Linked DNA regions of Mus musculus: region 1 is linked to region 2. A link is a loop called in an ENCODE intact Hi-C map of the cell type or tissue named here. Cell type or tissue: heart. All regions are shown on one strand. Region 1 overlaps Lhfp (lipoma HMGIC fusion partner). Region 2 has its middle 4.7 kb from the start of Gm16206.

What was found. Peaks named below come from ENCODE experiments on the same cell type or tissue, not always from the same donor. Only the 100,000 strongest peaks of a DNase experiment are listed, where the experiment ranks them.
Region 1: it touches region 2 in a loop (3-fold over the local background); 8 of 42 quality-filtered maps call a loop at or near these places.

Annotation. Positions count from the first base shown.
Region 1 is chr3:53,250,728-53,255,727 of GRCm38, forward strand. The region is part of intron 3 of Lhfp (lipoma HMGIC fusion partner); the gene reads left to right. Among named protein-coding and RNA genes, the nearest start is that of Gm40048, 140 kb to the right of the region's middle. In heart, no CTCF peak of the experiment used is centred here; a DNase peak (open chromatin) is centred at 2,624.
Region 2 is chr3:53,445,462-53,450,461 of GRCm38, forward strand. No RefSeq gene overlaps it. Among named protein-coding and RNA genes, the nearest start is that of Gm16206, 4.7 kb to the right of the region's middle. In heart, a CTCF peak has its summit at 3,000 (motif pointing left); no DNase peak of the experiment used is centred here.

The sequences.
Region 1 (5,000 bases), 190 kb before region 2:
CATTGCCATCTTAAACAGAGTTGCAGCTGATTCCAGATAAAGACCCCCAGCAAGTCAGGGTCATCCCAAGAGTCCTTCATAGGAGGAGGGATGGGCAGGGCCACTTGACCCTTGTACTGGCTAGTTTTGTGTCAACTTGACACAGCTGGGGTTATCACAGAGAAAGGAGCTTCAGTTGAGGAAATGCCTCCATGAGATCCAACTCTAAGGCATTTTCTCAATTAGTGATCAAGGGGGAAAGGCCCCTTGTGGGTGGGACCATCTCTGGGCTGGTAGTCTTGGTTCTATAAGAGAGCAGACTGAGCAAGCCAGGGGAGGCAAGCCAGTAAAGAACATCCCTCCATGGCCTCTGCATCAGCTCCTGCTTTCTAACCTGCTTGAGTTCCAGTCCTGCATCCTTTGGTGATCAACAGCAGTATGGAAATGTAAGCCGAATAAACCCTTTCCTCCCCAACTTGCTTTTTGGTCATGGTGTTTGTGCAGGAATAGAAACCCTGACTAAGACAACCCTCCTCGGAGATTCTTGCCTCCTGTACCCATGTGCCCTCCTGCTGTATGTAATTCTGCTCCAGCTGTAGTGGCCATTAATGTGGGAGTGCAGCTTCCATTACTAAGGGGAGAAAAGCGACTTTATTCTGGAGCTGACTATGAGAGACCGTGACCTAGAAACAAGGACTTGGGTTAATGCAGATACCATACGCCAAGCAGGCAATATTTTCATGAAACTATTAATTACAGGGGGAAAAAAGAGAAAGTTATAAGTCAAGGCACTTTTCAAATACTTGATGGGCACATAGGTAAGCTGGTTACAGCAGAATAGGACAGTCTCTGCCACAGGCTTCAAATACTATCTGACCACATTCTAAGCTTTTGGGTTAGTGGAAGCTAGTGGTCTGTTAATCTAATGTTTCACTCGATTGTCACAAGGTCAGACACAGAGGTCAACACAGTGAATGATGGAGCTATGGGTAGCTCAAGATAATGTTCTTGCAACACTTCTACCCTCCCAACCCTCCACAAGTGTGAAGCACAAACCAGTCAATCTACTTTGTGGAATCTTTGACATAGCTGTGACTTCTGAGTTCTTCTATTCTTGAGTTCATGTGGTGGTCTCAGGAGATAGAAGATTAACTGAAGGGGAAGGGGGTGCTGTTGGCTTCCAAACAATTCTGCTAGGCTCCCCCCAACAGCTACCTAGCAACAGCTTGCATCTCTGTCAGCAGGTAGAGCCAGGAGTCAGGTATATAAAAAGACTACTTCTTAGTCTGTCTGTCTGTCTGTCTATCTATCTATCTATCTATCTATCTATCTATCTATCATCTATCTATCTATCTATCTATCTATCTATCTATCTATCTCTCCAGGCACCCTTCCCTTCCCCCATCAATACATTTTCTTTATATTAGGTCTGCCACATGACTTGATTGCTTAGGGGGATTCTTGGGCATGGACCTACAAAGATGCTCCCTCCCACTGCACTGTACTGTTTTATAAATCACAACCGATGCAGTCTATGCACTTTCAGGAGGTCACCTTGGCTCTGGTGGGACTTTTGGAGAATCATTCACATTCCTGCTGTCCATCACCTGTAATGATACTCCTGCGGATAAGCCTGAAAAAACTTGGTCCCCCAACCTAGATTTGGGTGGGATCTGGCACTGCTGCCCTACAGAGATCTTTGATCATGTCTCCCCAAGAAAAGCTAGTATAGGACTGACCTGCCGTCGGGTTGCCAAGAGAGTGCCCACTGTGGTGTAAGCGGCTCAGTGATCAGGTGCTAAATTCTCAAAATGCAGATCCTTCATAACTGGACACATTCAAAGTGGACATGGGAGGGGGAGATCTTGTACAAAGACTGGAGAAACTCAAAGGGTAAGAGAAAGTACATTTCCCCTCTAGCACGTAAGTTCCAACAGAATGGGTGCACCTCACAAGAAGAGGAGAATCAGCCTGGACCTTCCTCCTACACCATCTGGCACAAAGAGAAAGTTCTATGATTAATTTAACCCAAGTTCACGGCCAAGTATGACACTTACTGGAGATATGGGGCAAGTTAGTCATCTTGCAGGGAACTAGAGATATCGTCGGTCATCTGAGAAGTGAGAATCGCATTGAGAAAGTACAAATGGATTTGCATCTCTTATTTCCTAAAAGAATCTTAGATAAAGAGAAGAAAATGAAGTGCCCCTCCCTGTTTAGCCCCTGGCTTGTGGGCTTCCTCTGACAGCTATTATACAATTATAAATGTTTGGATTTCTAATTGCAGCCCCAGCACAGTGTATGATAGCCACTCCTGGCACAAATGGGTACCGATTGCCATCAGGGACCTCAGGCATTGTACCAAGCATCAGAACACAGAAAGAAACCAACCAATGCTATCTCACTCAGAATATGAAACACGAGCTGAACTAATTCTTGAAATGATAGAGGTCATATTACACGGGCGAGAAGATCAGGAGAACACCATGAGATGGATCTAGTCTAGCATCTTTTTACCTCCCCTGTCCCTTATTCCTTCCAAAAGCTTCACAAATAAGACTAAATCAAATCACCCTCCAATGCCAGCCACACCTTGCTTCACCCTGTCCCCCCACTGGAGCTGCCCTGGATCGCTGCCAGGGAACTTTTGCCTGTGGACTTGGCAGCTGGTTGTGGTGTGCTGCTTTCTGTCCCATTAACCTCTATTTTATCTGTCAAGAATGGTATTCCCCATTGTTGAAAGCAGCAATTTGCCAAGCAGGCAGGCTTAGAGTCCTGTGTGATGGAGCATCGCGGAGAGCAAAAAGGGAAAGTTTAAACAGATTTGCTTCTCTAATTTCCTGAAAGATCACAGAACAAACTTGCCCTCTGGTAAAATGCTTTCTGTTTGCATTCTAATAACAAGCGTTTATTGCCCTGACAAGGGGAGGGAGAGGCCAAGAAATGGCCCCTATTTCCTGGTTTAATTTGGTTCCATTACAACTCAGCATATCCTGCTTTTTAAAACACAGGAATTTAAAGACCTCCTCTTTGCTAATGGCCTAATGTGTCCCAAAAGACATTTTTCTTCTGCCACTATGAAACACGGTGATATTATCTGTGTTAATATCACAATGTAATGTTGCTTGTTGGGTTTTAAGCATAAAACCGTAGCCAGAGTAGATTTTCTAGTTTCCTTTACCTTTGAAGAAGTCTGGACTTTATCACCAACAGACTTAATACCTCAAAGTTCTAAATATTGCAACTTTACAGTCTTCTCTTCATGAGGAAACAACATCAACAAAACATGGCAACCAAAAAACAAACAAAACTACTCCTTTTCCCCATTAATATATTCACTCACGTAATCACTTTTCATCCCAATCACGGACCCTCCACTCAGCCCCTGCCTTACATAGCTCCTCCAGCCATCCCATCCTCCCCTCCACTTCTTAAAAGGGGGAGGTCCACCCTGGGTATCAACCTACGCTGACACCTCAAGTTAGTGCAGGACTTGGCACCTCCTGTACCACTGAGGCCAGACAAGTTGCCCCAGTTAGGGGAGCAGGATCCATAGGCAGGCAACAGAATCAGGGTAAGTCCCCTGTCTTAGTCAGGTTTTCTATTCCTGCACAAACATCATGGCCAAGAAGCAGTTGTGGAGGAAAGGGTTTATTCAGCTTACACTTCTACACTGCTGTTCATCACCAAAGGAAGTCAGGACTGGAACTCAAGCAGGTCAGGAAGCAGGAGCTGATGCAGAGGCCATGGAGGGATGTTCTTTACTGGCTTGCTTCCCCTGGCTTGCTCAGCTTGCTCTCTTACAGGACCAAGACTACCAGCCCAGAGATGGCACCACCCACAAGGGGACCTCCCCCCTTGATCTCTAACTGAGAAAATGCCTTACAGCTGTATCTCTGTGATAACTCTAGCTGTGTCAAGATGACACAAAACTAGCCAGTACACACACACACACACACACACACACACACACACCACCTTCTGCCGCTCCAGTTGTGGCTCCTGAATGAAGACCAAGCTGCACATCTGTTACATACATGCAGGGAGCCTAGGTCCAGCCCTTGGATGCTCTTTGGTTGATGGTTCAGTCTCTGGGAACTCCCAAGGGTTAGTGTTGAATCTGTTAGTCTTCCTGCGGAGCCCTATTCTCTTCAGTTTCCTCACTCCTTCCCCCAACTCTTTCACAAGACTTCAGGAATTCTGTCTAATGTTTGGCTGTGGGTCTCTGCATCTGTTTTGGTCAGATGCTGAGTGGAGCCTCTCAGAGGACAGTTATGCTAGGCTCAACAAATAACAGACAAAAAAACAAAAACAAAAACAAAAAAACCCTCTACTATCTAGTTAGTGAGCATGAGGAAGAATCAAGAATTGAAGTCTACTAAGGAAACCAGTGACTTAATCTCCTCACGTTGGCCTAAGTCTTGACACCTCAGGCTGATCTAAACTGTTTCTAGCTTCTCCAAAGGGAGGTATATGTTTGCATGTGTGTGGGTATTGCATATGGGTGCATGAGTGTATGTATGTATGTTATATGCACGCCCATGCATACTGATGTGTATTTTTATATACTTTTGAGGCCATTTTGATAAGCTGGCAATATATCTTACATGAGGGGCATTTTAAAACAATATAACTGATGTGAACACTCAAAGGAAACCACATAGTGTCATACACCACAATATTTCCAGTTCCTGTAACAGTGTCAAAAAGATAATTGTTAAATCAGAGTTATTTGAAAACCTAATATGTTTACCTCATGGTACAAGTGAAAATCAGGGAGGACCTCAGAGGCAAGCTCTCAAACGGTGACAGGCATGCCTCTCGGCCATCCCCAGCCACGCAATCAAAATGGTATCCATACCTCTTGTGGAGCAATGTGCTTGCAAGATCCAATTCTATCTCCATTTCTCTGTGATAACCTCCCTCATCCAAACACTTTTCTCTGGCCTCCCACCTCTCTACTTGATATGCCCTTCCTCATCTGCCACAGCTCTGTTTCAATGTCATTTCCAAATGAAGCC
Region 2 (5,000 bases):
CTGGAGACATGGGGCTGGCCCAGAGATGGCTCCAGAACATTTAAATGCTAGTGTTCCTTCAGCCATTGTTGTAGTGTTCTTGATGACATCTGCCTTTCAGAATGCAGGAGTTACCTTCACACAGCAGCACCTTCATTATGGCTACAAGTGAAGGGGAAGTCATGACCAAGCATTTAGGTATTAAACTATCTACTGCACTCTAGAGCACTGCACTTCTAAACCACGCATGAACATAATGACACTGCGGCCAAACATGGACTGCACACACAACAGCATAGAACCGTAACCATGGTGACAACCTCCTCTCCCCAGTGATGCTGCAGTCCAGTGCACGGCTTCTCTGTCTGCAGTGAGGTTGGGTGAATACAAGTCAGCCACGTGCCAGTCACACATACAATTGTGTGTGGTACATAATCTTTGATAATAAGTGACTTTGTTATGGCTTTATGTATTTGCTGCAAAATAGTTTACCATTTATGAATGTATTCCTTCTTACAAAAAAGAATTATCTATAAATTATTATGCTGTGTTATTCTGTGGGAAAAAGGAAAGGATAAGAGATAAAACGTGGAGAAAATGAAATCTCAGGTCACACACAGATGGTGGAAGTTTTGTTATTACACCTATTGTGAAATGGTATGGATGGAAGTTCCCCAGAAAACTAAAATTATATTTACCATATGACTGAGAAATCTCACTTCTGGGTATATACCCAAAAGAATTTAAAACTAGTATGGTTTAGAGACAGTTATACTCATGCTTATTGTTCCCTTTTCAGCAACACCTAAGGTATAGAAAGAACCTAGACACTCATCATGATGAAAATGAGTGAATAATGCAGAGTTTGTGCATAGAGAATGGCATGCACAGGCTCATATATTTGAATACTTGGTCCCCGGCTGATGGAGCCGTTTGAGAAAGATCAGGAGGTTTGGCTGTGTTAAAGGAGTGTCTCTGGGGACAGGCCTTAAGGTTTTCGAAAGTCCTGGGCCACTCTCAGCTGTCTACCTCTGCTGCAGTCAGAGATACGAGCTCTCAGATGCTCCTGAACCCATGCCTTCACTCTGCCATCATGGACTCTCCTAAATGGTAAACCCAATTAAATACTTCCTTCTATTTAAAGAGGGGGGCGGATGGGAGAGGGAGGGAAAGGGGGAGGGGAGAGGGAAGGGAAGGTAGTAGAAGTGGGAGGGAAGGGGGGGGCAGCAGCAGCATTGAATCATATCCTCGGGGTGATTGCCCGAAAGCTGTGTTACAAAGGTACCCTGTGCCAAACTAGAGTGAGTCTTCCCAGTGGTACTGGTTTTGAAGGCATGAAGGGGTCATGGAGAATTGAGACTTCACACAATATGGTAGGGCTGGAGTCCCTGAAGAGAGCAGAGGAGAGGCTCCAGCAGAAGACTCCAGCATTTTGGAGATTCCAGTACCAGGGGATGTCCACAAAGAACAGCAGCACCAGCAGAGCAGAGCGAGCCAGAGCTTGGGAAACAGGGTGTGGCAGAGGGTAGAGCTGGAGAGGTGACCTGGCCCTTGGGAGGAGCCCAGGAGATGGGGAGTGAGGCCCAGACGGAGACACTGGGATTTTACACTGTTGGTGTCTGCATTTGCTTTGTTCAGATTGTGACTGCGCCACCATGGTCACTCCTCCCTGGAATAAGAAACTATTTAGCTTACTCTGATCTTACAGGGGCCCATGGTTGAGATTTTACACTTTTAAAGAGAAACTTTTAGAGTCTTACAGAGACTTTTAAAAGAAACTTTGAATTTTTCCATTTTAGAGTCTGAACTTTTAAAGTGTTCAAATTTGTAAAGACGGTGGGACTTTCAAGTGTGTGCTGTGGTTTTTATTTGTGATACTTATTAATGTGTGATATTGCGAGTAAACAAGAAAGAAAACGTGATGTCTTAACAGTAATGTGTTTGTGTGTCAACTTGACAAGGGATCAATCTGGTGAGCTACTATTTGTGGCAACTTGACACAGCTATAGTCATTTGATAGGAGGGAACCTCTGTTGAGAAAATGCCTTCCTAAGATTGGACTGTAGATAAACCTGTATGTAGAGCAATTTCTTAATTGGTGATGGACTGGGGAGGATCCAGTCCATTGTGGCCCCGTGGTCCTGAGTTCTGTAAGAAAGCAGACTGAGCAAGTCATGGAGAGAAACCTGATGAAGAGTGATATGGAGGCGGCGCTGAATCAGACACTGTTTAACTTAGACACATTAAGACACTTTTCAACTTCCATCCAACTCTACGTATAAAAGAAAGAGCTGGGGGCTGGAGAGATGGCTCAGGGGTTAAGAGCACTGTTTACTCTTCTAGAGTCGTGAGTTCAATTCACAGCCACCACATAGTGGTTCATAACCATCTGTAATGAGATTTGATGCCCTCTTCTGGTGTGCATGAAAACAGTGACAGCGTATTCACGTACATTAAATTAATTAACTAATTAATTAAAAGAAAGAGCCATGTGTTATGAAGTAATTACTTTATGCCATAAACTCATATGATGGCTAAGGGCCAGGCAGAGGAATAATTTGGCCTTTTAAATAATCCACTTTTCTTGTTTGTAAAATAATCAACCAGCCCAAGTAACAAGCCTCAAAGACCCGATCAGCAAGACTAATCCACCACATTCATGCCCATGAATTCCCTATGTCTGGATTACTGAAAACTGTTCAAACTTTTTCCCTTTTACTTGTAGAAAAACAAATGAAGTCAGAACAATGTTCAACTGCTGGAACTGTGCCAGGTGTACAGCAGCTTCCTTGGAATATAAGTATTCTATACAGACAAAGGAAAGTATAGTAATTATACTATAGAGACAAAGGAAAGTATAGTAACTATACCATAGAGACAAAGGAAAGCACACGGGTGTTCAGCAGGGTAACTTCAGTTTTAAAGTCAAGAACACAAGGAAGCCTGGCATTGTGATTCACCAGCTAGTTCAAGATAAACCTAGGATAAAACACAGCACTCTACTGCCCTCTTTTGGGTGAAGACTGTAACATACCTACCAACTACATCTTAGGAAGTACTGCTGGTGACTGCTCTCAGGGACACTAGCCCAAAAACCTTCATGCGTGTAACTATGTTTTGTAAAATGAATAAAGCCAATAAATTTTTACATCAAAATTTTTATTTGATTATTGCTGAAAGTACACAGCTGAAAATAAAACAACCCAGCCACGTAAGCTCAGGGTTTGTTGTTGTTTGTTTTTTAATTCTGATTTAAACCTTTAAAGAGTTCCCAGTTTGATTAGCTCTCTAGTCAAACCCAAAAAACTTTTAAAACCAGAAGAAGCCCAACAAGTTGGTTCTTTGTCACCTTAGCCTTCCAGCAATGGTATATGGAGCAGTTGGTGCATGACCGTAATATAAGCGGTATTTGTTCATTATTAAACTGTAGCCATGTTTTCTCTGATTGACAAACACTCCACTTTAAAGACTTGTTCATTCTCAGAGTGGAAGGAAAGATAATCACAGCCCTTGGTCCTCTAATATAGACTAGATCCCCTCTGTGTCAAGAATAAGCCTAGGAGGCAGAGGTTTCAAGAGTTCCACTGCTACCACAAAATCCAGACTCCTGGAGCTGAGACGGCTCGGAAGAAGATTGAGTTGAGTTGTACTGTCATTCCAGCTCCAGGGGACTCCAATGCCGTCAGCCTCCACAGACATATGCATCCACGTGCACACGCCCACAAGGAGATACATACACAAATGAACACAATCCAAAACAATAGAAAGTTATAAAGCTGAGATGGCTCCCTGGATCTGAGCACTTGCTGGGTGGGCATGAGGATCTGGGCTCGAATGCTCACCCACATAGGAGCAGGACAGGCCCACAAATCCCTGTGAGCCCAGGCTGTCCTAGCTCATACAGCTCACACATCCCTGTGAGCCCAGGCTGTCCTAGCTCATACAGCTCAGCAGCCTATGCTTTATGAGACCACAGACAAAGAATATTCTTAGTGCCAGCTATGTCGTTAGCCCTGGGTTTATGCAGTGAACTTTAGTGTAAAACTGGGCTGGTATGCAACTTGAGATCTTGCTGTGGCCTCCAGAGTTGTGAGTTACAGATGTCTACCACCATGCCCAGACTCACCAAACTGAGATCTTATGGCCACTGAAATTCTTCTATTATTAAAATAACAAAACTTAAAACAAGGAGCCAGGTTACATACATTTTTCTTTGCACAACTTTAATGTTCCAATAGAAAATACAACTTTTACTTCTTTAACTCACTGATCCAGTGTGTGTGTGGGGTGTGAGATGTTTTGATTGTAAGCTCACTGACCACACAAGATAAACAAGAACAATATCTGCAGCAAGTTTTGTAAGAATCTGTAAAGAAATCATGCTGGCACTGGCCTGGAAGCTTCATCCCTACTTGCTAGCTCTCACAGTTCTAGAAGGTTCTATTTATATCACTGAAGGAGAAAATGTTCAGCAATCATAACCAGCTGTGGAGGCTGAGAGCTACAGTAAGGACTGGCCCATAAAGGTGTGTCCACTGGACCAAGAGTTGCACAAATATCATGCATCAAATTTCTGACTGGATTTAAAGCCTGTTCTAAAAGATGGAAGCTTGCTTGGCACTGCTAACTGGCTAAACACCTGTGGCTGGCAAGGCCATAGCCCCAGGGGACTATCTAATACTATGACCTGCCCCACTGTGAAGTTCTTATCTTCATACCCATGGGTTACTGCCTCTCTCAATTCTCATCACGGAAGCTTCATTTGGAATAGATGGATATTAATACAGAGATCCACAAGTGATTCGGCCTCGGAGAATAAGAGAATGTGAACTGACAGGCTCTAAATAGGACATCCTTGAAAGCCTCGGGGACTACTGCAGAAGAGGACAGGGGTGGTAGGTGTCTGCAGCAGAACACCATCTGCTGGACTGAACCCACAAACCAGAAGTCAAAATCCCAGCACAGAGCAGGGAGGGGCTCATGAAGCCTACCACGAACTAAGAAGCTACTGGAGGTAGCTG